7 separate regions of the Mus musculus genome follow, and regions 2, 3, 4, 5, 6 and 7 are each linked to region 1. Evidence: chromatin loops called from intact Hi-C (ENCODE). Cell type or tissue: left cerebral cortex. All regions are shown on one strand. Region 1 holds the start of Gm46679 (a long non-coding RNA gene). Region 2 overlaps Ids (iduronate 2-sulfatase). Region 3 holds the start of Eola1 (endothelium and lymphocyte associated ASCH domain 1). Region 4 has its middle 53 kb from the start of Gm6812. Region 5 has its middle 9.2 kb from the start of Ids. Region 6 holds the start of Tmem185a (transmembrane protein 185A). Region 7 overlaps Tmem185a (transmembrane protein 185A).

Region 1 (4,000 bases):
GACCGAGTGGGAATGAGAACAATCCTCCATGATGTTGTATCAGGCTACATGGGAGAGGGTGGTAAAGAGGCACCACTTACCTTCCCAGGCCAGAAGGCAACAATGCAGTCCTGCTCAGAATCCCACGTTCCATCCTTGATGAGAAATCACATGAAGTTTCCCTGTGACCGAGGCATTTGTGGAAATCAAGCAAGGCAGATGAAGATGGAGACTCTCCATTCACTCGGGGATTAGCGCCTCTCCTCTTCCCTCTGATGTGGTGGTGTCACAGGATTCCAGCTACAGCACAGTTTAAATAAGGCACTGAGACAGACAATAAGAGCATGTGCAGACTTCAACGTAAAAATCACTTACTATCCAAAGACCTGCAGTGTCTACACTGAAGATGCTCATTTCCATCACCTGTCAATTAACCTTCATAACATTACTTCACTGAGCAATAAAAAAGGAAACTCTCTAAAGACACTGAAACTTGTGGTCAGACACATGGCTCCGTGGTTGACAGTACTCGCTGCTCTTGCAAAAGACTCTGTTTTGCTTCCCAGCAGCCACTTGGCAGCTCACACAGTCTGGAAGAGCAGTTGCAAGGAATCTGACACCCTCTTCTTGCCTCTGAGGGCACTGCATGCATGTGCTGAATACACATACATGCAGGCCAAGCACACATACACAGAAAGGTAAGTAAATCCGCAGCAGAGATTAGTGAGCATGGCAAGGAACCAGGGGAAAGCATGTGGTGAGAACAAGGACCAGTTTGAAAACAGTTTGGCAGTACCTTAAAAATCAAAGGCTTGCCTAATAACACTAGTCATTCCACACAGAGCGATTTACCCTGAGAGAGAGAGACAGAAAGAGGCACACACAGAGAGAGAGAGACAGAGACAGAGACAGAGACAAAGACAGAGACAGACAGACACAGAGACACAGACAGAGAAAGAGCGCTCACATACACCATAAAACAGAACAGCACCTCAGAGGCCTGAGAAACTAAAGAGAAAATTCCAGTGTCTCTGGTATAGTGTTTCCAAAAGCTGAGGGCAGAAGCACTAAACTCACTACAAGGAACAAGAAGAGGAAAGTTACAAATTTTGTCAAAAGACACGAGTTGACACATTTCAGAATCAGAAGATTAAATCCAAATAAATGTACAGGCAAATGACATCAAAGGTCTGAGAACAAAGGAAGAATGCCTTAGAAGCAGTCAAAGAGAAAGGATTCTATATCGATAGGCCTAAAACACTTAGAAAGATGGGGGCTTCTCATCAGAGACCTGGGAGCCCAGGAGGAAGAGGGAAGAACCTGAGGGAAAGGTGAAGAAGCCTCCCAAGTTATCTGCCCAGAAGGCAAAACATCCTCACCCCCACTCCTGCTCCCTCAGCAGGACAGAACTTCCACCATGGAAGGTGCTTGCTTACCGCCCCTGCTTCTGATCACCTTTCATCTTCAGTTCCCAGTGAAGTTGGAGGAATGGGCCAGCAGATGGCACTGTGAGCAAATGCACTGCTAAAGACCATGGGAAAACACTGCCTAGTGGCATGTCATCCTGCAGGAGGGCCTTTCTCCTAAAGCTTTCTGGAAGCATCATTTGCAGCCCCTTCAAGACCACCCTCCCTCATCACCTTAAACCCACCACCACCCTGTCCTTCTCCTGCTCCCTCTGTTCACGTTTCATCATTGAATGATCAAGGGGACAATACATCCAGCAGCCCTATCAGCAAAGTACGCACCTGCAGGGGGCATCTAACAGGATCCTGCAGCCTGCTGATCTCACACTGCTGTGTGTCTTTATGCTGGAAGACAAGCTCTCCTGAATCAGGTTGTGTACGCACCGGTGCCAACAGATCTCAAGATGCCCTCTAAGTACTTACCATGGATGGGGGTAATTACCATCCAGACAGGAGACTAATGCACAAGGGGCCAGTGGAAGCATCGCCTAGGAAGTGCACTGTGGGGAACGACATACCACAGGGTTAAAGATGAATCTGCTGTGTGAAGGCAGCCACGGGGGCATCCTAGTGCTTCTCAGCTGACACCCACTTTCTGCTTTCCAAAGTACCCATCATTCATACGTTCCTGTCAGTCAGTCAGCCAGCCAGTCAGTCAGTCTATCATTATGACCCCCATGGCCCACTGTGTTTCAGGTACTAGAAGGATGTGACATGGACACTGAGGCTCAACAGAGTACAAATGTTAGAGAAAGCTTTTTTCTCCTGCCTGACTCACTGATCAAGACTGTCAGGTTGTATCCCACCCTTCCAACCCTGCTTCCCTTCTCCTATATCCAGGTGAAGTGGATCTAATAAAATACTTTGCTCTACTAACTTCTGTGTCTTCTTGGATGACCCAAGATGATACAGTTGCTTCTGTAAGCTCTAGGAAAGGTCGGGGTCAATTAAGGCTTGGTACAGTATTACATTGATGCTACGGAGAAAGAAAGCAATATAAAGTCACATGCAGCCAGCTACAGGCACAAGCTGACTGTCTGGTTGCTACAACTCCCACATTAGAGATTTGTTGGAATAGCTATCCTGTGGAGAAGTGGGCCATTAGCATTTGCTCCCAGGATTTGCCATTCCTGTGACACAGGCTGAAAGAGAGCCTCTGGGGATTAAGATCAGGGGCTGGAAGATCCCACTGTGAAACAGGATTTCCTGCTCTGAGGGCATAATGCAAAATTGCTGGTAGTGATGGCCTGGAAGAGTAGAGGCCAAAATGGTTCATAATTAGTATACTTGAAAGGCTCACATGGCCTTGGCAGACAGGAATGTTGGGAGAGCATCACAGCTAAGGGGTAAGATGTGTTGGAAAACAGTTTGATTAGTTGAAGCCAGAAAAGGGCTATGAAGTAAAGTCCTAAAGGAAGCCTTAAAGGAAGTAGGACGTCAGAGCTATGCATGAGAAAGGACATTAACCTCATTCAGCGTCTTACCATGGGAACTTTGTTGGCCTAGAGTGACCATAGGCAATCTGATCTCACTGTGTACAAAGAAAGTTTGTGATGTTTTCTTTTCCTCCTCTTCCAGTTTCCTGTTTCTCCTTCTCACCTCCTACTTCTTTCTCATCTTCTTCTTCCTCCTTCTCTTTCTCCTGAGCTTCCTCTGACTTCTATTCTTCCTCTTCCTGCATGTCCTCATCTTCACTTGTAGCACTAACAATATAACAATATAACAATAATATAACAAAAATATAACAATATAACAGTACTTGAGCTACCAGTATTGAGAGTGTGGTTGAGAGTAGAAACAGTTGGGAGAAGAAACCCTCCACCATAGTCTTCCAAAAGACCTATATCCAACATAAGTCAATATGAGTGGCCACTTAGAGGAGGAAGTATTCACGCACAGGGGGTTGGTGAGCACTGTCACCCTGCCCCCAACAAAGCAGTGACTATCTCTGCTTAGGGTGTGCTCTCTAGTCAGATTTAGAAACTCCTTGACTCCAGAGGTAGCATTAAGATCACCAGGGAGTATAAAGCTGCAGCATCAAAGCCATGAAACCTGCAAAGGGCCCTATGGTTGGGCAGAGGGGGTCATTGAAATCAAGGAAACCAGAATAACTAGCAAGGCTGTTGCAAACAATGTCCTAGAAATCATGGTAATGGACTGACAACTTGTCCTTTATATCCTCCCACCACCAGCCCTAAGTCATGTAAACAGACGAGTGGAACCACGGCAACACTAGACCACTTCATATTATTTGAAGGCCTTCTTCTGACAAGCTACAGAGATGGTGGCTTATTTAAATAATGATAGAAGTATCAGAAGAATGAAGATGGAGATACAGGTAGACCAAAGAGCCTGAAAAGATTTCAATCAATATATTTGGCCCCCAAATTCAACAGAATAGTTGAACTTTTGCCTCCTCAGTTTGTGTCCTGGGTACCACAAACGACCATATGGAGTGCAAGTAGCATGCCATGTCTGGAAGATCACTGGAATGCCACTGCATTCCACATATACACACATTCCACATTCCACCCATACACAAGCAGTGTGCCCTG
Region 2 (4,000 bases), 210 kb after region 1:
GGCGGCGGCGGCGGCGGCGGCGGCCACTGCTACGTAATGGTCCCGCTGTAGCCTCACGCCACCTTCTTGCAAGACTGCGCCGAGGCAGAAATGTCGCCGCCGCCGCCGCCGCCTATCTGGCGGCAGCTTAGCTTCAGCTTGTTGCTAGGCTCCTTCTGCATCGCCCTGGAGTCCGCAGCGCAAGGCAACTCTGCTACAGGTGCCAATTCCTTGCTCCCTGCCTTATTCAACCTTGTCTCTGTTCCTGCTAATGTTTATTCTTCCACACATCCTATCTTCGTTTTTCATTCTTCCTTCATCATTTTCACCCACATTTCACCCCTCCCTACTCAATATCCATCTTTGCTTCCTTTCGTCGATTCTGCCCGCATTCATCTTTCTTTTTAGCCCCCGCATTCATCTTTCATCCATCCATTCCTCCTTCCTACCCCTCCTCTTCCTTTCCATCCCTTCATGTTTTTTCTTCTCTTTTTAAAAATTAATTTTGAGGATTTCATAAATGCATTTTATAACATCCCCACTGCTCCCCCTAACTCTACTCAGATGCACCCTATTCCCAAGCTCATTTACCCCCCCCCCATGATTTTATAACCCAGAGTCCAGTTTGTGCTGCCCATATGCACATGGGTGTGGAGCCATCCACTGGTGCAAATTACATCTCGCCAACAGTTCTTTCCTCTCCATCTGTCCATTTTCCTTTCTTTACCCTTCCTTCTACTCCTCCTTTCCTTTCTGCTACTGTCTTCTATCCACCCTTTTATTTTACCATCCTTCCATCTTTCCATCTGACTTCTATTCCTTCCTTCTTTGATCCCCCCTCCCATCTTTGTCTCTGTCTTTGTCTCCTTCTTCTTCACCTAGATGTGGAGACATGATTGAAACATAAGACCCTCACCTTGGATAGGGCTTTTGTGTACTCCAACCCCGCCCTTGCTGGAGCAGAGCCCTGGTCGCCCCTTTTCTGGGTGGACTGCCTTTATCCTTTCATTACCCTAGGGAGGGGGATTTTAGTGTCATTGCATATGGTATAACCAAAGCCCCTCTCTCCTGTGCAGATGCTCTGAACATCCTTCTGATCATTGTGGATGATCTCCGCCCCTCCCTGGGCTGTTATGGAGACAAGCTAGTGAGGTCCCCGAACATTGACCAGCTGGCATCCCATAGCGTTCTCTTTCAGAATGCCTTTGCTCAGGTATGTCCAAGGACCTTTAGGTATGGATATATGCCTCTTTGTGTATAGACAGTAGGGAGAAGCATGCTGCTGCTCTAGAGACCTCCTTGAAAGGGGAAAGCAGAACTTAGAAAATGAAGGCCTAGGCAAGTCTCTTCACAGACAAGGAAGCTCACATTTGCAGGATTTCCCCTCCTTCTTGGGTGGAGACAGTGCCCTGGCCCTAACACGCTTAAGACAGGCTTGGCTAGCTTTCAGCTAGAAACAGGAATTGACGGGAGCTGAAAAATCCAACCTGTGGGTCTGCCAACCGAGTTGTGGGTGGCTGAGAGTGGGCGGCTAAGAGTCAGTCCATGGCAGTTGTCCTCCCTGAACCTCCTTTTCAGGGCTACTCTCTAAGAGCATCACCCTTTCTGGGTACCTAGGGGTGACATTGCATAGGAAAACACAATTGCTGTTCTGAGAGCTTGATTGCTGTCTTCCTTTGCTGGGCAGACAATAGTCTCCAGTACCTGGGCAAGGCCCTAATCCTACTGGTTGGTTTTGACATCTACATGACTCAGCTGCCAGGCTGTTGCTGAGGATCTAGAGAGGTTGCTTAGTTACCTTGAAGACTGCAGACACATTTGGCTGTGACGTTGTTGACATTTGCTTCTGCTCCTTAACAGCAAGCAGTGTGCGCACCAAGTCGAGTGTCCTTCCTCACCGGGAGGAGGCCTGACACCACCCGCCTGTATGACTTCAATTCCTACTGGAGGGTACATTCTGGAAATTTTTCCACCATCCCCCAATACTTCAAGGAGAATGGCTACGTGACCATGTCGGTTGGGAAAGTCTTTCACCCTGGTACTGTTCAATTACTAAAACCTGGGCCTTTTGTTTCTATGCTTCAATACTAGGTTGGGACTATCCTTGTAGTGGCTTTTCCCTTGTCAGGCTTAGGTAACTTGTTCATTGATGCCATTCTATGAAAAACAACAAAACAAAGCATTTCTTTAACCTAGTTTCATATTCACATTCTAAATGAAAAAGAATAGAAAGAAACAGATTTCCTTTTAGAAGTTGGAGGTAATGTCGTCAGATTCATGTAGCTGCTGTCGGAGAGGCAGGTTTGGTGTCAGTTCAGCTCTGGGCTTGACCACAGGGTGGTCCTTAAAGCTCTGGTCTGGGCCTTGCAGGATGCCTGTCTGTAAAGTTTGGGGGTGAGGACCTCAAATGTCCAGAGGTATTGTGTGGACTTGATGTCCGAGTATGGGCTTCAGCGTGGTGAAAGGCACTGCTTTCTCTGTGAGGAATGTTAGGAAGAGGACATCAGCTGGGTGTCAAATTCTGACTTTGAATACTACCTGATAAAGTAGTTATTTACTTCCTAAATGAAGAATAAATAACACTTTAAAACAGATAATAGGATCACATGATCCCTTGATTTCAAGATTTTTAAGAAACCAAAGAATGTAAGTGTGTAATTGAACCACCCTGGGGAAAGCTGTGTTTGATGTGGCAAACAAAAATTTTCTTGTGTTTTGGACATAGTGTTATTCTGATTTGTGGCTATGTTATTTTTATAATTTTACACTATGAGTGAGAGTAAATATTTCGCATTATATTACACTCCTCAAAAATTCATTTTTAATGACAGCATAGTAGTCTGGCATAACAGGCTTCTGGCTTTTTACTGATGTGGAAGCGGAGTTGACCTCACTGGGAAATAGCATCAGGGATGTGGGCACTTGGTCCTGGTCTAAGTGCTGCCACTTCTTAGCCATGTGGCTGTCTTTGGCTAAGTTTTTCTTCTTCTTTGAGTCTCACATTCCTTCTCTGGAATGCTGGGGCTGTAGTTTTCTTGATGCCTAACGAAGGGAACATGCTAGTAGGGACATCCATGAGTGTGAAGTGTGTTCAAATGCTAGAGCTGTGACCATGACGGTACTTCTCACCAAAGGAGACAGCTTGGGCGTCTCTAAGAGTTCTTTGTACATCATTATGGCTCAGGAGCTTTCTTCTAGAACCTACCAGGCAGTCCAGATTGAAAGTAGTAGTCAGTTTTTAAAAAGCAGGCCCAGTCTTGAAAAATAATCTATCAGAAATCATATTGTGTGGCTGAAAGCTGATTATCACTTGAACTACCTAGTTGGTACAGCATGGCTTAACTGAGGATATCTGGAGGGAAGTGAGTATTTTCTAGAGAAGAGATTATACTTTGGGAAGTGAAACTAAACAAGGCCTCTCCGATGTTCCTTGATCTCTTTCCCGATAACTAGATTTAGGGATAAGGTTTTCTGTTTCTTTTTTTCTTTTTTGGTTTTTCGACGAGACAGGGTTTCTCTGTATAGCCCTGGCTGTCCTGGAACTCACTTTATGGACCAGGCTGGCCTTGAACTCAGAAATCCGCCTGCCTCTGCCTCTGCTGGGATTAAAGGCGTGCGCCACCACGCCCTGTGGTTCTCTGTTTCTTATAGATCGCCCACTTCCAAGGCTTAGTAACTGGGAAGTTAGATGCTAATTACTAAAATCATGGGCAGTTGATCTTAATGGAAACATTATCTATCTTGCCGTTCTGATTTTATAGGTGAGGAAACTGAACCCCAAAGAGGGGAGGAGCTACTTGCATAGTTGTTCAATTTTAATTTGGCAGTAGGGTATTGAAAGACCTTTCATATTTTATTCAACAATTTTCTTTCCCTATTTAAGGTATATCTTCCAATCACAGTGATGATTATCCATATAGCTGGTCTTTTCCACCTTATCATCCATCCTCAGAGAAATATGAAAACACTAAGGTAGGTCTGTACAAGGGCCGAGGAAACACTTGTCTAGAAAATGAACTAT
Region 3 (4,000 bases), 180 kb after region 1:
GACTGAATTCCTGCCCTGCCCTACCCCAATGACAGACTGTAACCTCTAAACTAACATAAACCTTTTTTTCCAGATCTGATTGTTCTGTGCGCATGTCTGGAAGACTCTGATTCCTGCCAAGGGCTCATGTTCCAACCAGCCCAGAATCCACCCATCTCACAAGAATCCTCAGGATTCCTTGCAATCTGGCTGCCCACGCGAAATATTTGCCCTCTTCTCATTTCACTCACTGCCCTGTAGCTAGAACAACTGAATACTCTTCCTCATGTTTCTGCAGATAAACCTGCTCTGTGGATGAAGAAGCTGCCCTTTTTGGTTTGTTTCTGCTTCTCCACTTACATAAGGAGAAGGTAGATAAAGGAAAAAAAAAAACACCAAGTAAAACTTAGTTTTGTTGGCTACTGGCAGCAGGAAAGGCTCAGCAAGCCTTAGAGATCAACAAGAGTTAGGGCTGTACATCTCACTCACAGCTTGGTTCTGCTATCATGTCAGTGGGAAGGTCCTTTTTTGTCTGGTACAAGAACCGCCTGATGTAGAAAGTTAATTCTGCAACTGGTTGCCATTATTAAGTCAAACATGCAATTTAACAGGAGAAAAATGATGCCACATAGAATGTGATTGCATGGAAATGCTCAGGTCTACCAAATCCCAGTGCCTTCAGTGTCAACTGGTATATTAGACTAGGCATAATAATACCAAAGGCCTCATAGTCTAGAGTGTCAGTGAATTCGTAGCCTAAAAGTAAGGAAGAAACAGTGCCCTGGAGCAGCACATTTGGTTTTCATCCGCCTGCATCCACACTGCATCACTTAGGAGAGACTGTGAAATGCTGGCAAGATGGGGCATGCAAAGACCGGTCTTGGGCTGGCCCAGCAGTTGGCGAAGCTGGAGGCTGGGGTGTCCTCAATGGGGTGGGGGATGGGGGCAAGCTCGAAGGCTCCGACTCAACAGGTTACCTGTGTCCTTTGGGTGCTGTGGGCCTCTCAGCTTTGTCACTTATCACGCGGCAGACTCCAGTTTACACCCAGTCCTTTCTCTCTCTTCCAGCGTTCCCGGAAGTCCGCCAGTACCAAAGACTCCTGAGAGTGGGTGGATAATGTCCGCTCTAAAGAAAGGAAAGCATTTGGCTATAGCCTTAACTTTAACTGGCGTTCTGGGACTTTAACTCTGACTGCTTTAAGAAGAGACCCAGAAACACATCCGTGCCCGAACTTACACAATTTACGTAAGCACGCACACCACGCCCATTTACACGAGTAAACATCCGCAGCCAATTAGAACTACAGGCACTATGCTACCCGGATAGGAAGGTACGGACTTGCGTAATTAAGCAGTAAGCGACATCGAATGCTAGAAGACACCGTTTTCTTAAAGCAATCTTGCAAATAAAGTGGGTCAGGGTCTGTAATAGGCGGTTGGGGAGGGAAAGAAGTGAGAAAAGGAGTGAGTGATTTAGTCGGCGGAGTCTGCAAAAACCCATGAAAGTAGGAGTAGGTTGCACTGCAGCAGGAGGGGCGGGATTGGGGATGTGAGGGAAGAGGCTTGTTGAGGAGGGGCCTAAAATTGGTCCAGGGCCAAAGCTGTTTGAATCCCGAGGTTAGGCATTGGGGTGGGGTGGGGTGGGGCTGTGAGCACCTGATAGAGGTTGGGAATGGGAGTTTGTGCTCTGAAGAATCCTTGGGAACAGTTAGGAATTACGGGTGCTTGGAATCTGGGCCTGTTGTGAGTGCAGACCTGAGTGGGTGGAGCTACTGGGATACTAGGGCGGAGCTTTGGATCCCCACTTAACTCGGTTCAGATCTGCTTAAGGAGAAGGAAGGGCTGTGCAAGCTGAAGTGGTGGACCAGACTGTCAGTACTCAGCAAGGTGGTTAGGGCCTCAAGAGTACCAGCCAGGGCTATGTGTGGTGAGATTTTGTTGACAGAGCTGAGCTTTGGATGCTGGCTTTACTTGCTGGAGGGATACAGGGGAAGGAGGGCGTGCCTGTGAGTGGGAGCCGAATTATACATGATGGACAGTGCTATGCATGCTGAAGTAGAGGTTGAACGTGGTTCAGTGACTGGTGACATATGAAGTAGGAACAGAGCTTTGGATAGTATTTTTGGGGGGGGGTTATACAATAGATTTATTCTTAGCTTTTTGAGAAATGTTCACACTGTTTTTCTGAGTTGCCATACTAGTCTGCAATCCCATTAACAGCAAATATGAGTTATCTTTCTCTACATCCTTATCAGCATTTGTTGTTGCTTATTCTTTTTTTAATATTTTTATTACATATTTTCCTCAATTACATTTCCAATGCTATCCCAAAAGTCCCCCATACCCTCCCCCCCACTTCCCTACCCACCCATTCCCATTTTTTTGGCCCTGGCGTTCCCCTGTACTGGGGCATATACAGTTTGCTTGTCCAATGGGCCTCTCTTTCCAGTGATGGCCGACTAGGCCATCTTTTGATACATATGCAGCTAGAGTCAAGAGCTCCGGGGTACTGGTTAGTTCATAATGTTGTTCCACCTATAGGGTTGCAGATCCCTTTAGCTCCTTGGGTACTTTCTCTAGCTCCTCCATTGGGAGCCCTGTGATCCATCCACTAGCTGACTGTGAGCATCCACTTCTGTGTTTGCTAGGCCCCAACCTAGTCTCACAAGAGACAGCTATATCTGGGTCCTTTTGATAAAATCTTGCTAGTGTATGCAATGGTGTCAGCGTTTGGATGCTGATTATGGGGTGGATCCCTGGATATGGCAGTCTCTAGATGGTCCATCCTTTTGTCTCAGCTCCAAACTTTGTCTCTGTAACTCCTTCCATGGGTGTTTTGTTCCCAATTCTAAGGAGGGGCATAGTGTCCACACTTCAGTCTTCATTCTTCTTGAGTTTCATGTGTTTACCAAATTGTATCTTATATCTTGGGTATCTTAGGTTTTGGGCTAATATCCACTTATCAGTGAGTACATATTGTGTGAGTTCCTTTGTGAATGTGTTACCTCACTCAGGATGATGCCCTCCAGGTCCATCCATTTGGCTAGGAATTTCATAAATTCATTCTTTTTAATAGCTGAGTAGTACTCCATTGTGTAAATGTACCACATTTTCTATATCCATTCCACTATTGAGGGACATCTGAGTTCTTCTCAGCTTCTGGATATTATAGATAAGGCTGCTATGAACATAGTGGAGCATGTGTCCTTATTACCAATTCAAACATCTTCTGGTTATATGCCCAGGTAAGGTCTTGCTGGATCTTCCTATAGTACAATGTCCAATTTTCTGAGGAACCGCCAGACGGATTTCCAGAGTGGTTGTACAAGCCTGCAATCCCACCAACAATGGAGGAGTGTTCCTCTTTCTCCACATCCTCACCAGCATCTGCTGTCACCTGAATTTTTGATCTTAGCCATTCTGACTGGTGTGAGGTGGAATCTCAGGGTTGTTTTGATTTGCATTTCCCTGATGATTAAGGATGTTGAACATTTTTTCAGGTGCTTCTCTGCCATTCGGTATTCCTCAGGTGAGAATTCTTTGTTCAGTTCTGAGCCCCATTTTTTAATGGGGTTATTTGATTTTCTGAAGTCCACCTTCTTGAGTTCTTTATATATGTTGGATATTAGTCCCCTATCTGATTTAGGATAGGTAAAGATCCTTTCCCAATCTGTTGGTGGTCTTTTTGTCTTATTGATGGTGTCTTTTGCCTTGCAGAAGCTTTGGAGTTTCATTAGGTCCCATTTGTCAATTCTTGAGATAGTATTATAATAAAGGCCCAGAAACGCTGAAAGAGGACAGGGCCATTTGAGATATGAGGGTGAGATTGTGGATGAGACTGTTAGTACCGACTTGGGTCTCTAAAGTGCTGGCCAGGACTGTGAATTGTGAATGTGACAGCAGGACTGAGCTTTAAATCCTGATATAATGTGATAGAAGGCCATTGAAGGAATAGGGCACGGCTGTGTATGCTGACAAAAGAGTGGCTTGTGTATGCTGTACAGGTTGAGGGCACTGCTGT
Region 4 (4,000 bases), 1.7 Mb after region 1:
TCCTTTCCCTCAGTCTCTTCTCCATTTTTGTCCCTGCAGTTCTTTCAGACAGGAACAATTCTGGGTCAGAGTTTTTGACTGTGGGGTGGCAACCCCACTCCTCCACTTGATGTCCTGTCTTTCTACTGGAGGTGGACTCTACAAGTTCCCTCTCCCCACTGAAGGGCATTTCATCTAAGGCCCATTCCTTTGAGTCCTGAGAGTCTCTCACCTCTCAGGTCTCTGGTACACTCTGGAAGATCCCTCCCATCTACTACCTCCTGAGGTTGCATCTTTCCATTCTTTCTGCTGGCCCTCAAGGCTTCAGTCCTGTTCCAGCCTCCCAATACCTGATCATGTTCCCCTCTTCCCATCCCTATCCACTTTCCCACCCAGATCCCTCCCCCATTTCCCCACATTGTGATTGCTTTCTTCTCCTTCCCAAATGGGATTAAGGCATCCTCAGTTGCGCCCTTCAGCTTGTTAGCCTTCTTGAGTTCTGTGAATTGTGTCCTGGATATTCTGAGCTTTTGGACTAATATCCACTTATTAGTGAGTACATATCATGCATGTCCTTTGCAGTCTGAGTTACCTTATTCAGGATGATATTCTCAAGTTCCATCCATTTGCCTGCAAATTTCATGACGTCATTGTTTTTAATAGCTGAGTAGGATTCCATATGTAAACGTACCATATTTTCTGTATGTATTCTTCTGTTGAGGGACATTTGGGTTGTTTTCACTTTCTGGCTACTATAAATATAGCTGCTGTGAACATAGTGGAACATGTGTCTTTATTACATGTTGGAGCATCTTCTGGGTATAAGTCCAGGAGTGGTATAGCTGAGTCCTCAGGTAGTACTATGTCCAGTTTTCTGAGGAACTGCCAGACTGATTTCCAGAGTGGTTGTACCAGCTTGCAATCCCACCAACAATAGAGGAGTGTTCCTCTTTCTCCACATCCTAGTCAGCATCAACTATCACCTGAGTTTTTGATCTTAGCCATTCTAACTAATGTGAGGTGGAATCTCAGGTTGTTTTGATTTGCATTTCCCTGATGATTAAGGATGTTGAACATTTTTTCAGGTGCTTCTCAGCCATTCAGTATTCCTCAGACTAAATTCAGCCTACTGATTTAGATGCAAATCTTCTCCTGGGAGATCTGCATAGGCACACCCACAATCACATGCAAGCAGCTATCTGGGCACCCCTTTGCCCAGACAACACATAAAATGAACCACCACAACTCATTTTTCCTTTATTCTCACAAACATTTCATGTTTACATGATCTGTGGTCTTCCTTGAAGATTTCTGTCACTTCCCTAGAATGAATTACTTCTTTTCCTTCCTTACTTTCTATTTTTCATTTTTAAAAACTTCTCTCTTTTAACAAATGTTTATAAAGAGAAACTTTTATATTGCACACATATCTAATGAACTAAACAAAAAACCCTTTTTCCTCTGTAAAGGAAAACCAACCAACCAAACAACCAAACAAAAACCACACAGGGAGACCAATGATTCTTTTTGTTATGGAATTGCTTTATGCAACTATAAATATACAGCTAAGTACTTTTTAATCATATCTTTGTGTGTGTGTGTGTGTATTTGGGAAAAGGTTAAAACAGAGTGCAGAACTCTAATTCGCATCATTCTCTAATTTGCATAATTTGTTATTATTTCTAGCCACTTAACAACTCATCATTGCCAGGATGCTTCATTGATCTCAACCAGTTTCAAGAATGTATTTCAAAATAAGGAAGTCTGATGTGCCACTTCCTTGAGCCCCTCAAACATGCCAGTTAGCATCATGCCAGACACCTTAAGATGTGGTAGAAGCTGTGGGTGTTTTTAGTAGAAAAATGTTCAGTAGTACATTTTGGACCTGCTTCAAGACAGACCAAACTGATCAAAATGATACTTATTTCAATAAAAGCAGTTCATTGAGCCATATGACTAAGTTGCAGGTGTGTTCATACAGTTGCATAACTGTTCAGAGAAATGTGTTCGGAGAGTAAAAACATTCCTTTGTTGGATTTCACATTTCCTTTTCAAATCAGAAAATAAGGTCATTGTATAAAAAGGCCACACAAACCCATTCAAAGAATGTGCCTCTACTGCCATCTTGTGGATTTGGGTAAAAAACGAAAATCAGTAATCAAAGGCCACAAAGGATTTTCTTTCTTTTCTTTTTCAGTAATTTATTTATTTGTTCACTTTACATCCTTATCGCAGCCCCACTACCTCCCCTCCTCCCAATCCCACCCTTACAAGTCCCTTGACCCATGACCCCCTCCCTTTCTCTGAGGAGAAAGGGAAGCCTCTCTTGAGCATCACTCCTACCCAGGGACATCTAGTCCTAACAGGACTAAGCACACCATCTCCCACTGAGTCTCAGCCAGACCGTCCAGTTAGGGGAATGTGATCCAAAGGCAGGTAACTGAGTCAGAGATGGGCTCGGCTCCAAATGTTAGGGTACCCACATGTAGATCAAGCTGCACATCTGCTACAAATGTGTAGCATTTGAGCCTACATGCTCTTTGCTTGGTGGCTCAGTCTCTGATGCCCCATGGGTCCAGGTTAGTTGACTTTGTAGGTCTTCTTGTGGTGTCCGTGTCTCCTGCTGCTAGTTCACTTCATCGGAGGTCTGAGGGAGAGAACAAAAACCAGAGGGCAGGGTGGGGCGGGGCTGGTAACTAGCTGGAGACTCTAGCTGAGATTCCTACCATCAGGGTATATGGAGACTGAAGTGGCCACCTCCTTGAAGTTGCCAGGCAGGACTTCCAGTGGAGGGAGGGTGACATCAACTCACCCACAAAACCTTGAACCCAAAATTTCCCTGCCTACAAGATGTTCAGGGGAAAAGATGGAGCAGAGACGAAAAGCCAATCAATGTCTGGCCCAATTTGAGAGCCATCCCATGTGAAAAAGCCAACCCCTATTATTAATGATACTCTGCTTGCTATGCTTGCAGACAAGAGCCTAGCATAACTTTCTTCTGAGGGGTTTCATCTAGCAGCTGATGAAAACAGATGCAGAGACCCACAGACAGACATCAGGCAGAGCTTGTGGAGTCTTGTGGAAGAGTGAGGGATTTTCTTTTTTTCTTTTCTTTTTTTTTTTTCCATATAAGCCCAATAAGGATTCTTGGAGACCTGAGGTTAAAACCTGAAACCTGGGTGATACTGGAGAAATCAGGTGCAGGTTTTAATTCATTCCCCTAACTGGACTGCCTTGTCTGGCCTCAGTGATATTATGTGCCTAGACCCGAAGAGACTTGACGTGCTAAGGTGTGGGGATACCCAGAGGGCCCCACCCTCTCAGAGGAGAAGGAGAAGGTAGAAAGGACTTTGTGAGGGGGGCAGAAAGGGGGGCAGTGATCAGGATATAAAGTGAATAAATTAATGGGGAAAATGTAATGAATAGGTACAAACAAAAGATAGGAAATGAGGCTTTGTCACTGAAGCTGAAATCTATAATACAAAGCCACATGTAACATCTGGAAAAGAAAATAAATAGCTAAAATTAAAATCTCAATAGGTGGATATAAAAACTCATTGGGCAAAGCTGGAAATGGGGTTAATACGCCAAAACAACAGCTGGCAGATAATATCTATGGAGTGGGAAAGGAAAAGGGGAAGGCATTCCAAAAAGAGCAGACAGGCATATGAAAATGGTGAGGAAGTCAAATGTAACTGTAGGAAGAGGACTCAGAGAAAAAAGATAGCAGGGCATGAGCATCCCTCAGGGCATCAGATATAGTCCTTGAGGAATATAAGTCTATAATGTTGACATGAATATTCCTATACTCTTGAAAAAATAAAATCAATTATTTAAATACTTGCTACATGAAAAAGCTAGGTCTAAATGGCTTCATATAATACCCAGAAGAAAACTAATGAAAAAAAAATAGACATGCACTAACAAAGTGAACAGAATGTGCTTCAAAAGACACTAGTAAGATGCTGAAATGGGGCCTGAAGAAATGGTTTAGTGGTTAAGAACACGTGTTGCTGTTGGA
Region 5 (4,000 bases), 200 kb after region 1:
CATAGGACAGTGTATGCAATACCTCTTTTGAGTTATTACCATTTTCCTGGTGTTTCATGACCTAGAACACAGCTATAGGTCATTTTGGAATGAGGTTTGTGTCAATTCAAGCATCTCCATGTTGTGATGCTGTATCATTCTCTCTCCTGGGGACCTGGATACCACTTTAGTCATAGATACAGGTCAAAAACTAAGGTAGGGGCTGAAACAAAGCAGAATATAGGTTGGTTTGTTAGGGTAGCAGCCCTTATTCTTTTCATGCTACCCCATTTCCGTTCTGCAGATGAGTGTTGTCCTTGTATTCTGTGTACCCATAATTCAGCCACGATGCTGTCTCTTCTGTCAGCTATGTCTAGTCTGAACTTGTGGATCTGGTTGCTCAGTGTTGTTCATTGTTGCCTCTGACTGTTCCTTTGCTACTGCTGCTGTTGAGAAGAATCAGAGTGGGAGGGGGAGGGGACTATACTCAGGATCATACAGTGTTAAATTGACTCTGTAGAGGAAGCATTCCCAACTGCCCAAGGTGTTTGCATATTCTCAACAACAAATGGCCCACCTATTCAGGACAGCCATATCAGCAAATATCTAAGGTGGGAGTTGTAGCAACCAGACAGTCAGCTTGTGCCTGTAGCTGGCTGCATGTGACTTTATATTGCTTTCTTTCTCCGTAGCATCAATGTAATACTGTACCAAGCCTTAATTGACCCCGACCTTTACTAGAGCTTACAGAAGCAACTGTATCATCTTGGGTCATCCAAGAAGACACAGAAGTTAGTAGAGCAAAGTATTTTATTAGATCCACTTCACCTGGATATAGGAGAAGGGAAGCAGGGTTGGAAGGGTGGGATACAACCTGACAGTCTTGATCAGTGAGTCAGGCAGGAGAAAACAGCTTTCTCTAACATTTGTACTCTGTTGAGTCTCAGTGTCCATGTCACATCCTTCTAGTACCTGAAACACAGTGGGCCATGGGGGTCATAATGATAGACTGACTGACTGGCTGGCTGACTGACTGACAGGAACGTATGAATGATGGGTACTTTGGAAAGCAGAAAGTGGGTGTCAGCTGAGAAGCACTAGGATGCCCCCGTGGCTGCCTTCACACAGCAGATTCATCTTTAACCCTGTGGTATGTTGTTCCCCACAGTGCACTTCCTAGGCGATGCTTCCACTGGCCCCTTGTGCATTAGTCTCCTGTCTGGATGGTAATTACCCCCATCCATGGTAAGTACTTAGAGGGCATCTTGAGATCTGTTGGCACCGGTGCGTACACAACCTGATTCAGGAGAGCTTGTCTTCCAGCATGAAGACACACAGCAGTGTGAGATCAGCAGGCTGCGGGGTCCTGTTAGATGCCCCTGCAGGTGCATACTTTGCTGATAGGGCTGCTGGATGTATTGTCCCCTTGATCATTCAATGATGAAACGTGAACAGAGGGAGCAGGAGAAGGACAGGGTGGTGGTGGGTTTAAGGTGATGAGGGAGGGTGGTCTTGAAGGGCTGCAAATGATGCTTCCAGAAAGCTTTAGGAGAAAGGCCCTCCTGCAGGATGACATGCCACTAGGCAGTGTTTTCCCATGGTCTTTAGCAGTGCATTTGCTCACAGTGCCATCTGCTGGCCCATTCCTCCAACTTCACTGGGAACTGAAGATGAAAGGTGATCAGAAGCAGGGGCGGTAAGCAAGCACCTTCCATGGTGGAAGTTCTGTCCTGCTGAGGGAGCAGGAGTGGAGGTGAGGATGTTTTGCCTTCTGGGCAGATAACTTGGGAGGCTTCTTCACCTTTCCCTCAGGTTCTTCCCTCTTCCTCCTGGGCTCCCAGGTCTCTGATGAGAAGCCCCCATCTTTCTAAGTGTTTTAGGCCTATCGATATAGAATCCTTTCTCTCTGACTACTTCTAAGGCATTCTTCCTTTGTTCTCAGACTTTTGATGTTATTTGGCTGTACATTTATTTGGATTTAATCTTCTGATCCTGAAATGTGTCAACTCGTGTCTTTTTACAAAATTTGTAACTTTCCTCTTCTTGCTCCTTGTAGTGAGTTTAGTGCTTCTGCCCTCAGCTTTTGGAAACACTATACCAGAGACACTGGAATTTTCTCCTTAGTTTCTCAGGCCTCTGAGGCGCTGTTCTGTTTTATGGTGCATGTGAGCGCTCTTTCTCTGTCTGTGTCTCTGTGTCTGTCTGTCTCTGTCTCTGTCTCTGTCTCTGTCTCTGTCTCTGTCTCTCTCTCTCTGTGTGTGCCTCTTTCTGTCTCTCTCTCTCAGGGTAAATCGCTCTGTGTGGAATGACTAGTGTTATTAGGCAAGCCTTTGATTTTTAAGGTACTGCCAAACTGTTTTCAAAGTGGTCCTTGTTCTCACCACATGCTTTCCCCTGGTTCCTTGCCATGCTCACTAATCTCTGCTGCGGATTTACTTACCTTTCTGTGTATGTGTGCTTTGCCTGCATGTATGTGTATTCAGCACATGCATGCAGTGCCCTCAGAGGCAAGAAGAGGGTGTCAGATTCCTTGCAACTGCTCTTCCAGACTGTTGTGAGCTGCCAAGTGGCTGCTGGGGAGCAAAACAGAGTCCTTTGCAAGAGCAGCGAGTACTGTCAACCACGGAGCCATGTGTCTGACCACAAGTTTCAGTGTCTTTAGAGAGTTTCCTTTTTTATTGCTCAGTGAAGTAATGTTATGAAGGTTAATTGACAGGTGATGGAAATGAGCATCTTCAGTGTAGACACTGCAGGTCTTTGGATAGTAAGTGATTTTTACGTTGAAGTCTGCACATGCTCTTATTGTCTGTCTCAGTGCCTTATTTAAACTGTGCTGTAGCTGGAATCCTGTGACACCACCACATCAGAGGGAAGAGGAGAGGCGCTAATCCCCGAGTGAATGGAGAGTCTCCATCTTCATCTGCCTTGCTTGATTTCCACAAATGCCTCGGTCACAGGGAAACTTCATGTGATTTCTCATCAAGGATGGAACGTGGGATTCTGAGCAGGACTGCATTGTTGCCTTCTGGCCTGGGAAGGTAAGTGATGCCTCTTTACCACCCTCTCCCATGTAGCCTGATACAACATCATGGAGGATTGTTCTCATTCCCACTCGGTCAGATACCAGCTGTCTGGTAAACTTGACATCAATTGGATGGGTAAGGGGGCAAGGAGTGATGGTCTCAAACAGGACAAGAGCCTGATCATGGTTGACACAGCTCTCCTCTGAAGACCCCAGACTGAAGTGACCTTCTGAACACTCCGTGATCAGAGTTCAGGACATTGTGGATCTCTGAGGGTTCTTGTAAACTGTGTTTGGAAAAGGTGGGAAGTGAGGCAGTTTGTAAAGGGCAGTCTAGCTGACTGGCTGAGGGGCAGCCCTGTATCTCTATCTCTGTGCAGGAGAACAAGGCAACATTGAAAAGTGGGGGAGCTCCGTGTGTGCTCTCCCAGGGCATTAATTAGCAAATGCTTCATTTTACAAACCTCATGTGGCATGAGGCTAAGAGGCTGTGGGTAGGGAAAGCCAGGGTACAGGAACAAATGACAATCCAGCTGTGGGAACCATAGGATTCCCTACTGCCTTGCATGAGTAAGGTGCATGTACAGACCTTAAAGTACATCAGCCAGGTTCTCTGCACCACTCTGAGGCTGCATGACTTGGCCAGTCCTGGTGGCCTACCTGGTACCATGAAAAACCAAATCCTGGGTACAACATACATGCTGGCACCCAACAAACATTTAGTGCCTGGCTGCTTGTTCACAGCTCCTGGCTGCAGAAAGACATTCACCCACTCACTGTTCAGTGTGGGCTTCTGGAGCTGGGAGCAAAAATGTGAGCAGGATCCCAGGGTTCTGAGATCCTAAAGGGTCTGTCTTGAGAGGAGGAAGGGTGAAAGCTGGAAGTCCTTGGCAGGGAGCTCCATAGTTTGCTAGATCCTGCCCCAGACATAGACTAAGGGGTAGGCAGCCCAAGATGGCGAAGGAAGTAAAAGATAGAGTGCTAGAGATTAGGCAGTTA
Region 6 (4,000 bases), 93 kb after region 1:
GCATCTTTGTTCTTCAGCCTTCACTAGCTAGATCCCACAGTGCACATTATGCAAGCTTCTCTGTGCTTTGGCTCTTCTGTACTTTACTATCTATTGGGAGAGTCCGCAGGGCAAGACACTGTGCATCAACTGGAGGATGGTCAGAGAAAGTGGATCAACATTTCTGAGAGAGGGTCATGGTGCTTCAGTAGCTGAATGCTTCATCCAAGTTACTCATCCATAAACCAGCTCATATAATAATATCCATTTCTCAGTGGGTGTTAGGGAACATAATTACCACTTGTGAAATGTTTTCAAGTTTCCAAAAGAAAGATGATACATCACAGCAAAGTATGATTCTCCCAATTGTGATCTTCTTAAGCTCCCCCTGGGGCTCACTAACATAAAATTGCATGAAACTGCTATTGTAACAACCTATGACTCTTACCCGTAATGATTCCAGATTAATGTTTAAGGTTTTGCTGTATTATTCATAAAAACAACAGTTCAAACTGGCTGGAATTGAAAATGGTAAACTAAGTCCTCTGCTATGAGGTTGTTCCACTCTTAGATTTGAAAAGCAAATAGAATCCTTAGAGCATTCTTTAAGAATTTACGGATTTGGCAAAAAGAACAACTAGCAACCTTCTTTGTGCATCTAACATACAATGCTATGCATGATCTCTCTGAATTTTCTTAACCAGATAGAAAAGTATATATATATATTTTTTTCGAGACAGGGTTTCTCTGTGTCGCCCTGGCTGTCCTGGAACTCACTTTGTAGACCAGGCTGGCCTCGAACTCAGAGATCCACCTGCCTCTGCCTCCCGGGTGCTGGGATTAAAGGCGTGCGCCACCACGCCCGGCTGTATATTTTTTTAAAACAAACTCTTTTATAGAGGAGAAAATCTGAGCCTTGAAGATATTAACTTGCCCAATAAGACAAACCTGGCAATTCTAAATAGTATGTCTGGGAGTGGAGGAAGCCAGATCTGAAGCGACCACCAAGTCTAGGCAGGAGTCAAGGAGACTCTGAACTAGATTAGGATGCTTAAGGATGAGTTCCATCTCTCCAGATTAGGCATTCTGACAAATAGACCTGCTGTTAAGGACAGTGGGAACCCAAGATGAGAAGATGGCTGAGAGAGTAGATGACTGGTGCAGGGTAATGTGAGGTTTGGATGGTCAGGAAATCTGTGTAGCTTGGGGCACAGGAAGGAAGTTGATATGCAGGCTGGATTTACTGGAAACTCTGGTAGGCATAGGCCAAGATTCAGTCAATTTGGGGGGAAACCTTCAATTTCTGGTATGGGTCTGGGTGACAGGTGGCCAAGGTGACAGGTGTCTGTGATGATCTCACTGAGGTACTCCCGTTTGGCGTTCTCCCTCCTTATGACATCCACCCAGTCAGTGTTCCCCTCCCCGGACGTTCCCCTCTTCTTTTTGTAGAGATTCTGTCCCAGAGGCAGGCAGGCTGGTACCCCGGAGCAAAAAGATCCACTATCAATGTAACCTCCTGCTTCTGACGAGCTGGGGCGGAGGGGGTGTGGGGGTGGGGGAAGCAGGGAGCGGGTCTCAGAGCGCATGCGCATCCTAGCTACGGAAGCCGGAAGGAGTGTGGGAGACAGTTGGTTGCTCTGGTTTCTCCTGGCGGCGGCGTTAGCGACGAAGCTGCCTTTGGCAGCATGAACCCGCTGTGAGGCGCAGGCTTCGCGGCGCGGGGGGCGGGGGGAAGAGGAGGACGCCTCGGCGAAGTTCTCCGCCATGAACCTGAGGGGCCTCTTTCAGGACTTCAACCCGAGGTGAGGCGGTTATCCCGGCGACGCCAGGTTGGGGCTTGGGTTCGGGTAGCGGCTGGGAGCGGCGCGGCGGCCAAGGCACTGCAGTCTGAGCACCCAGGCACCAGCCTGAGGCTCCTTATGGCTGCCAGCTGCTCTCGGGAAAGCTGTGTTGGCCTCAGAGTCTGTCCATCCGCTTCTTCCTCCGCAACTGGTACCAACCCGCCGTGGCCCAAGTTGTCGAGGTTGGAGAAGTGTCCTCCCAGAGGGAAGCCCATTGATCTCCACTCGTCCTTTTTCATTGGTATTTCAACTTCTCTGTCTCGATTTATTTTTTCTTATTTTTCTTCTCACCGCTCCGCCTGCCCCCGTTTTCTATGCCAGGGCCATCTCACTTGACCCTGACACCCCCAGCCACCTTCGCACATGTTTCCTCTAGTTTCAGCATTTGGGATTTTCCTTGGATTTATGCCTGTCTGCCGTTCTTCGCTTATTTGTCAAACTGATGTCTGAGATACTGAAATTTTAGAGTCGTTGCCAGGGTATGGTAAATCTTACATAATGCCTTTGGGGGTGAACCTGATCGCCTCCAACGCATTTTCTTAGCCTTCTCTATGTAAGTTTATTCGCAGGAAGTAGATATTGCCCTGCTTATTTTCCAGACTTGAAATACCTAGTGGGCAGTGTGGAGAAAACACTGGCTAAAGTATATAAATCTCGGTCCTTGCACTTGTCAAACTGTTGTAAAAGTGTTCCCTCTGCGGCCTGTGAGCTCCCAAAGCAGAAACCACTTCCTGGTTGTTCCCTTGCACATCACCTCCCACCCATCTGTCATATAGTAGACACTTATAAAACGTCTTTGGAACTAAACTGAGTCAAGACTGAGGTTGGGCAGTCAAGTGATTCTCTACTTTAGTAAGCTGCAAGAGGAGTTCATTTCACTGATATTTTTCAAGTCCATTACTATTTAAAAGGAATATCTGCTCATTTTATTTCTAAGTGGTAAGACACGCACTCAAGTAAGCTAGCCTTCCTCCGTACGTGAGGTCCTAGGCTAGGCGCTTGCAATGCTTGGCCGTCCTAGCCTGGAAGCAATGGGAATATGAACAGATAAGTAGCTGTATTGTGCACTCCTGAGGATGCCACTTTCTTGGCTGTTTGTTGGAGACAAAGGAACTGGGGAGAGAAGAGGGGACTATTTAGAGTGCAGTCTCCTTAAGAATGGTAAAATTTTAAAATTTAAAGCCTCCTCTGGCCTGGGTGCTCTTACTGTCTTTGTGTTTATAGTCTGGCCTTGTTCCGTGGTCATCATCAATGGCATTGAGCCTTCTTAACGGAGAGGAGTTCATTTAGAGGAACTACCACAGAGCCAACCATAGCTTTTCTTCTACTGCTCCTGGATTAGGGTTTGTCTATAGGACAACTGTGTTGGTACTGAAGCTGGACAGGTCTTGTGTATTTTCATTGTTTGGAGAGAGTGACAAGAAACAGAAATAGAGGCTGAATTTTTTGTGTTCTTGGGTAACTCACTTATCTGTTTCATCTGTAGAATGAGTATAATTGCTCACAAGGCTATTGAACCTGAATTAATGGCTGATTGCACAATGTGTTACAAATAGAAATCGTTTATTATGGGACAGATAGTCCAGAAGCTGCAAGGTGATCTCCCAGTTATCTAAGAGTTGTGAAAGCAAAAATAGTGGTCCTCTGATAACACCCTTAGCCAGTTTTTCCTTTACTTTTTTTCCCTTCCAAATACTAAAGTCTAAAATTTATAATGAGATACTTCGAAGAGATTTATAATGATCATCAACACATTTATTTGTGCTTAAATTCTAAGTGGAATAAAATGCATCTTTCCCTGAAAAAATTAAAAGTCTTTTGTACCCCACCATTGTCCTGGTTCAATGTCATTAGTGGGAAGGAAGAGTGTTACCTTCTAGATGTTCCAGGGATACAATGGCCAGGTGATATTAAGAAGTAGATTTTTCTTAGCTGGCGATGTTTCATAAACTGTGGATGATCTAGTTTATAACACTGTATCTTAATCTTGCACCATGCTGACGAAAGCCTTTCAGACATCTGGAGAGCAAACTTGGGGGGGGGTGTTGACAGGAAAGCACCCTGTGCTAAGACCTCAGATCTGTGCTTTTGTCTAATTATCTGTTTCTAATTCTGAACCAGTTCACACATGGCCCTCTTACTTCAGGACTTTATCATGCTCTGCTCATTTAATAGGACAG
Region 7 (4,000 bases), 110 kb after region 1:
TGCAGTTATTCTTGCCTCACAAAGCTGGAATGTACCCAAAAAGTGGGTTAGGCCAGGAGTGCTGAATCACAGGAGATGTGAACTTACTTGTATTTGGACATTTTGGGTTTAATGGGAAATTGGCAATTAGTTTCTGATTGGGAAAGGGCAGGAGCACAGTCAGGATTAATGCTGCAACACCGAATCTACAACTGTTGGCTTAAGCTGACTAGGCCCTCAAAGAGCTAGAAAAGAAGGCGTGGGATTTACGGCAGAGTCCTGGTTAGAAGTAGAAGCAAGTTTTAGGGTACCTATAAATCAGCTGTATACTGATTATTAGCAGAAGCAGAAAGGAGGCTTGGAGGAAATCTATTATAGATTGCCCCTTTTGTCTTTCTTCTTTCAAAAGAAGGTCATTATCCGGCCAACATTCAGGTCTTAACAAAACAGCCAAGGCACCAACCAGCCTTAAGAATGAAACAAGACACATGTGTGCAATTCCCCTCATCAAGACCCCACTGTGCATTTCCGTTGCTAGAACAGTCAGAAGCTTCCAGCATCATATCATTCAAGTTTTACAGTATTCATTGCTTAGGAGTATGTTAAACGAACAACCACTATGTTCAATGCAGCTTGTTTAACTGATTCTTTCCTTTATCTTTAGCTAGAAATCCTGTGTTCGGTCAACATTCTTCAGTTTATATTCATTGCCTTAAGACTGGACAAGATTATCCACTGGCCCTGGCTTGTACGTAGCCTTTTAAAAATCTTAAACAAATCTTTTATTATAAAAGTAATTCATATTTGTGTCAAAAAATTTGGAAAAAAAAGACAAGCAAGCATGAGCAGCAGCTACTGATCACAGTACCAACCCTGGGAGCTGACATAGTAGTGGCCTTTACTCCCTTGTACATGGATAGTTGACATTCATTTCTATCCAGCTTTTTTATTTTAATATAACTTAAGCATTTGTTCTTAACAAATATCATTGTAAAGATGACACATAAGGCTTCATTGACTCATAAGTTGCATTTATGAAACATGTCTAAATGTTTCAGTTGCTGCTCATATTTGTGATTTTTAAATGTGCCCGTTTGTATATCTGTGTTTAAGTTTTCTAAATTTGTAACGATACCCTACTTATATATGTTTATGAAGAACAGTAGAACCTTTCATTTTGTGTTTTGAATATGTAATAATCAAATCAGTTTCATTACCATATTACCTCAGATGTTTATCATTTATTCATGCATGGAATTTTCAAAATGCTATTCTCTTTTAGCTATTTTGAACCATTTAATTATTATCAATCATAATTATTCTGATGTTCTAAAAACATTACAAGATTTTATTTTTGTCTCCAACCTCTGGTGTATTTTTGTGTATAAAAAAAAAATCCTTGTTTACTATTTTAATGTTTTCTTAGAAAGTATTCAAGAAAATGTATTACTGAGTTATAGATAATTTTTAAGTTTTTGATATTTTATTATTTTTATGTGTATGGATGTTTTCCTGAATGCATGTCATTAAAACCTGCAAATCAGTGAAACATTCTTTATACATGGCACCAATAATATGAGCCATGAGATGAAATTATAAAGTTAGACTTCATAAAATAAAATAAAATAAAATAAAGGAAAAGACAGGTCACTGACTGAGGAATAGGTTTTGCAAATATGTATTAAAACTTTGACTTCTGGCAAATAGCACAGAGTCAATAAAAAATAAGGACTTACTCATGTGCTCAGACCCACACAGACACACACATACACATAGATAATTGAGGGAGTCAGTAACTGGTGTTCAATAACTCCGAGTGAGAATAAACATACAGAAGTGAGTGCTTGAGTAAGTCTGAGTAAAGGATATGAGAGCATATGTGAGCAACTGAATGAGAGGGAGGAGGGCGTCTACAAGGGAATGCCAGAATAGGGCTGTGGGAGGAAGTGTGAGGGAAAGTTGACAGAATGAGAATGTAGCAGCGAAGAATAATTCTTAGAGGAGCAGCTAGACAGAGTGAGCACGAGGACTATTTGAGTAAGGAAGTGTGTGAATGAGGGCCATGAAGAGGTGAGGATGGATATGAGAGTAAGTGTGAAGAACTGAGTGTATGAGAGCGAGGAGTGAGGAAGATGCAAGGGAGGAAAAGGGGATTCCACTCTTCTGGATTACATACGTGGGGACTCAGTGGGGGTAGGAGAGAGGAGTACATGGGCGATCATGGGTGAGGGAGTGAGCGGGGTGACATGAGTATGTGAGGGGCAGTGAGGACATGAGTGAGCAGGTAAGTAAGACGTGTGTATGTGTGAGAGTGAACATGTCAGTAACTGAGTTAGGGAGCAAGACACTGCGAGTAAGGGAGTAGGAACTGAGAATGAAGGAGTGTGTGAGTGACTGAGAGGCAGGAAGCATGGGAATGAGTAGATGACAAAATGGGGGGCTTGAGACTGAGGGAGTATATTCAGAAGAAACTTAAAATATGCCGTGTTGGAGGACCAGATGGCAGGTTGTTGCTTGAATGGAAGACAGCCTAATGACATTATTTCCTGCATGGAAGTCCTCTGGTGAATGTGGTGTTTCCCATGCTATCTCCATGACAGTCCTGGACAGTAGGACTGTCTGTAGTCCTGCTTCCCCTTGACTACCTGAACAGAGCCAGCAAAATGATAAAGGCAGCTGCCAGAGCTGCAGGGAAGCTCTCAAGACATCGTGTTTCTACTCCTCTCCAGGTTGTGTGTGTCCCTCTGTGGATTCTCATGTCCTTCTTGTGCCTGGTGGTCCTCTATTACATCGTTTGGTCGGTTCTGTTCCTGCGCTCTATGGATGTGATTGCAGAACAACGCAGAACACATATAACCATGGCACTGAGCTGGATGACCATTGTCGTGCCTCTTCTTACTTTTGAGGTAAGCTTTCTACAGGAAATCTCTTGTGCTCCCACATTCTACCTTTATCTGGGACAGCATCTACCATAGCTAGATAGGTACACTGCTGTCCTTCTGGGAGAGAGACAGAGGGAACTTGGAACAATGAGAATGTACTTGCAGGACTCACAGAGAGCAGTATGCCTCTCTACCCATGAGGCATTTGGCCACATCCAGCTTCTACTCTAAAAGGATGTTGGACTACCCGGTTTTGTATTGAGTTCAGTAGGGAATACTAGATATAATTGAACAAATTTGACTCCTTTGAACAAATCCTGGGAAGGATTTCTCATAAAACTGGCAGTGGGGATCTTTCAGCTTGTAGACTTTAGTTTGACCCTGGGGGAGGATGCAATATTTCCCATGGTCTTTTTTTTTCCCCTGGATGGATACTATGGTGGCCTTCCCTCTTCTCAGATATGACAGAGGGAGGGATTATAATGGGAACAGTTACACATTTGGTTCATTTTATGATGATGGATTAATACCACCTTAACTTTGTCTTTCTCTAGATCCTGCTGGTTCACAAACTGGATGGCCACAATGCTTTCTCCTGTATTCCAATATTTGTTCCCCTGTGGCTCTCATTGATCACACTGATGGCAACAACATTTGGACAGAAAGGAGGAAACCACTGTACGTCCACAAACTAAGAAACCCTGTGTGTGTGTGGTCTGCACATGTGCTGCTCTTTACAAAATGCTAAGACTCAGGGTCCTGAATGCTCCTCAATGGAATGGAATCTTTCCAATTTGGTAGAGCTAGAGTACTGTGTCTAGATTACTCTGTTCTATGGCATGTGCTTTGGCGGTGGTCTTTGAGGAAGATACCATTCTCATAAGGCTGTGAGCGCCACTTCATATAACCCAGAGAACTGCCCACCTTCCCGCCTTGGAAGTGGGGAGTGTACAGTGCAGTGCAGGCTGAGCTGTTGTTTTTATCCTGGGAGAGCCAGCACTAAGCTGACAGCTTATTGAAGCAGCACAGCTCAGTGACCTAGTTTGAGGGGTTCCCATGAGGTCAGACTCAACTTTGGCCAATTCCTTCTTGTGTCTACTCAGATTTCAGATGGTTCCAGGAGTCCTTAGCTTAAATAT

What was found. Hi-C counts contacts between places; a loop is a spot of excess contacts. Peaks named below come from ENCODE experiments on the same cell type or tissue, not always from the same donor. Only the 100,000 strongest peaks of a DNase experiment are listed, where the experiment ranks them.
Region 2: it touches region 1 in a loop (4-fold over the local background); 33 of 42 quality-filtered maps call a loop at or near these places.
Region 3: a loop joins it to region 1, with 5 times the contacts of the local background. A loop is called at or near these places in 23 of 42 quality-filtered maps.
Region 4: a loop joins it to region 1, with 6 times the contacts of the local background. A loop is called at or near these places in 3 of 42 quality-filtered maps.
Region 5: a loop joins it to region 1, with 7 times the contacts of the local background. A loop is called at or near these places in 33 of 42 quality-filtered maps.
Region 6: it touches region 1 in a loop (3-fold over the local background); 10 of 42 quality-filtered maps call a loop at or near these places.
Region 7: it touches region 1 in a loop (2.2-fold over the local background); 11 of 42 quality-filtered maps call a loop at or near these places.

The regions. Positions count from the first base shown.
Region 1 is chrX:70,567,294-70,571,293 of GRCm38, reverse strand. It overlaps Gm46679 (a long non-coding RNA gene), which reads right to left and starts at 1,947. Exons shown (of 3, transcript XR_001782766.1): 1 at 1,869-1,947; 2 at 1,359-1,485; 3 at 85-279. In left cerebral cortex, CTCF peaks have their summits at 1,361 and 1,563; a DNase peak (open chromatin) is centred at 1,714.
Region 2 is chrX:70,360,994-70,364,993 of GRCm38, reverse strand. Ids (iduronate 2-sulfatase) reads left to right here. Exons shown (of 9, transcript NM_010498.3): 1 at 1-199; 2 at 1,056-1,192; 3 at 1,840-2,017; 4 at 3,863-3,951. The coding sequence starts at 91. Among named protein-coding and RNA genes, the nearest start is that of Ids, 2.1 kb to the left of the region's middle. In left cerebral cortex, no CTCF peak of the experiment used is centred here; DNase peaks (open chromatin) are centred at 562, 1,480 and 1,697; H3K4me3 peaks cover 2,022 bases; H3K27ac peaks cover 1,648 bases.
Region 3 is chrX:70,383,108-70,387,107 of GRCm38, reverse strand. Eola1 (endothelium and lymphocyte associated ASCH domain 1) reads right to left here and starts at 1,195. Exons shown (of 3, transcript NM_026787.2): 1 at 957-1,195. It also overlaps a transcript of Ids not described here. In left cerebral cortex, no CTCF peak of the experiment used is centred here; DNase peaks (open chromatin) are centred at 554, 1,315 and 1,746; H3K4me3 peaks cover 1,835 bases; H3K27ac peaks cover 1,441 bases.
Region 4 is chrX:68,838,072-68,842,071 of GRCm38, reverse strand. No RefSeq gene overlaps it. Among named protein-coding and RNA genes, the nearest start is that of Gm6812, 53 kb to the left of the region's middle. In left cerebral cortex, a CTCF peak has its summit at 2,110 (motif pointing left); a DNase peak (open chromatin) is centred at 2,055.
Region 5 is chrX:70,372,242-70,376,241 of GRCm38, reverse strand. It overlaps a transcript of Ids not described here. Among named protein-coding and RNA genes, the nearest start is that of Ids, 9.2 kb to the right of the region's middle. In left cerebral cortex, CTCF peaks have their summits at 1,418 and 1,626 (motif pointing left); no DNase peak of the experiment used is centred here.
Region 6 is chrX:70,474,759-70,478,758 of GRCm38, reverse strand. It overlaps Tmem185a (transmembrane protein 185A), which reads left to right and starts at 1,579. Exons shown (of 7, transcript NM_001357750.1): 1 at 1,579-1,781. The coding sequence starts at 1,744. In left cerebral cortex, a CTCF peak has its summit at 1,642; DNase peaks (open chromatin) are centred at 1,632 and 2,504; H3K4me3 peaks cover 2,101 bases; H3K27ac peaks cover 1,188 bases.
Region 7 is chrX:70,461,730-70,465,729 of GRCm38, reverse strand. Tmem185a (transmembrane protein 185A) reads left to right here. Exons shown (of 7, transcript NM_001357750.1): 4 at 644-727; 5 at 2,709-2,885; 6 at 3,416-3,539. Among named protein-coding and RNA genes, the nearest start is that of Tmem185a, 13 kb to the left of the region's middle. In left cerebral cortex, no CTCF peak of the experiment used is centred here; DNase peaks (open chromatin) are centred at 1,927 and 2,412.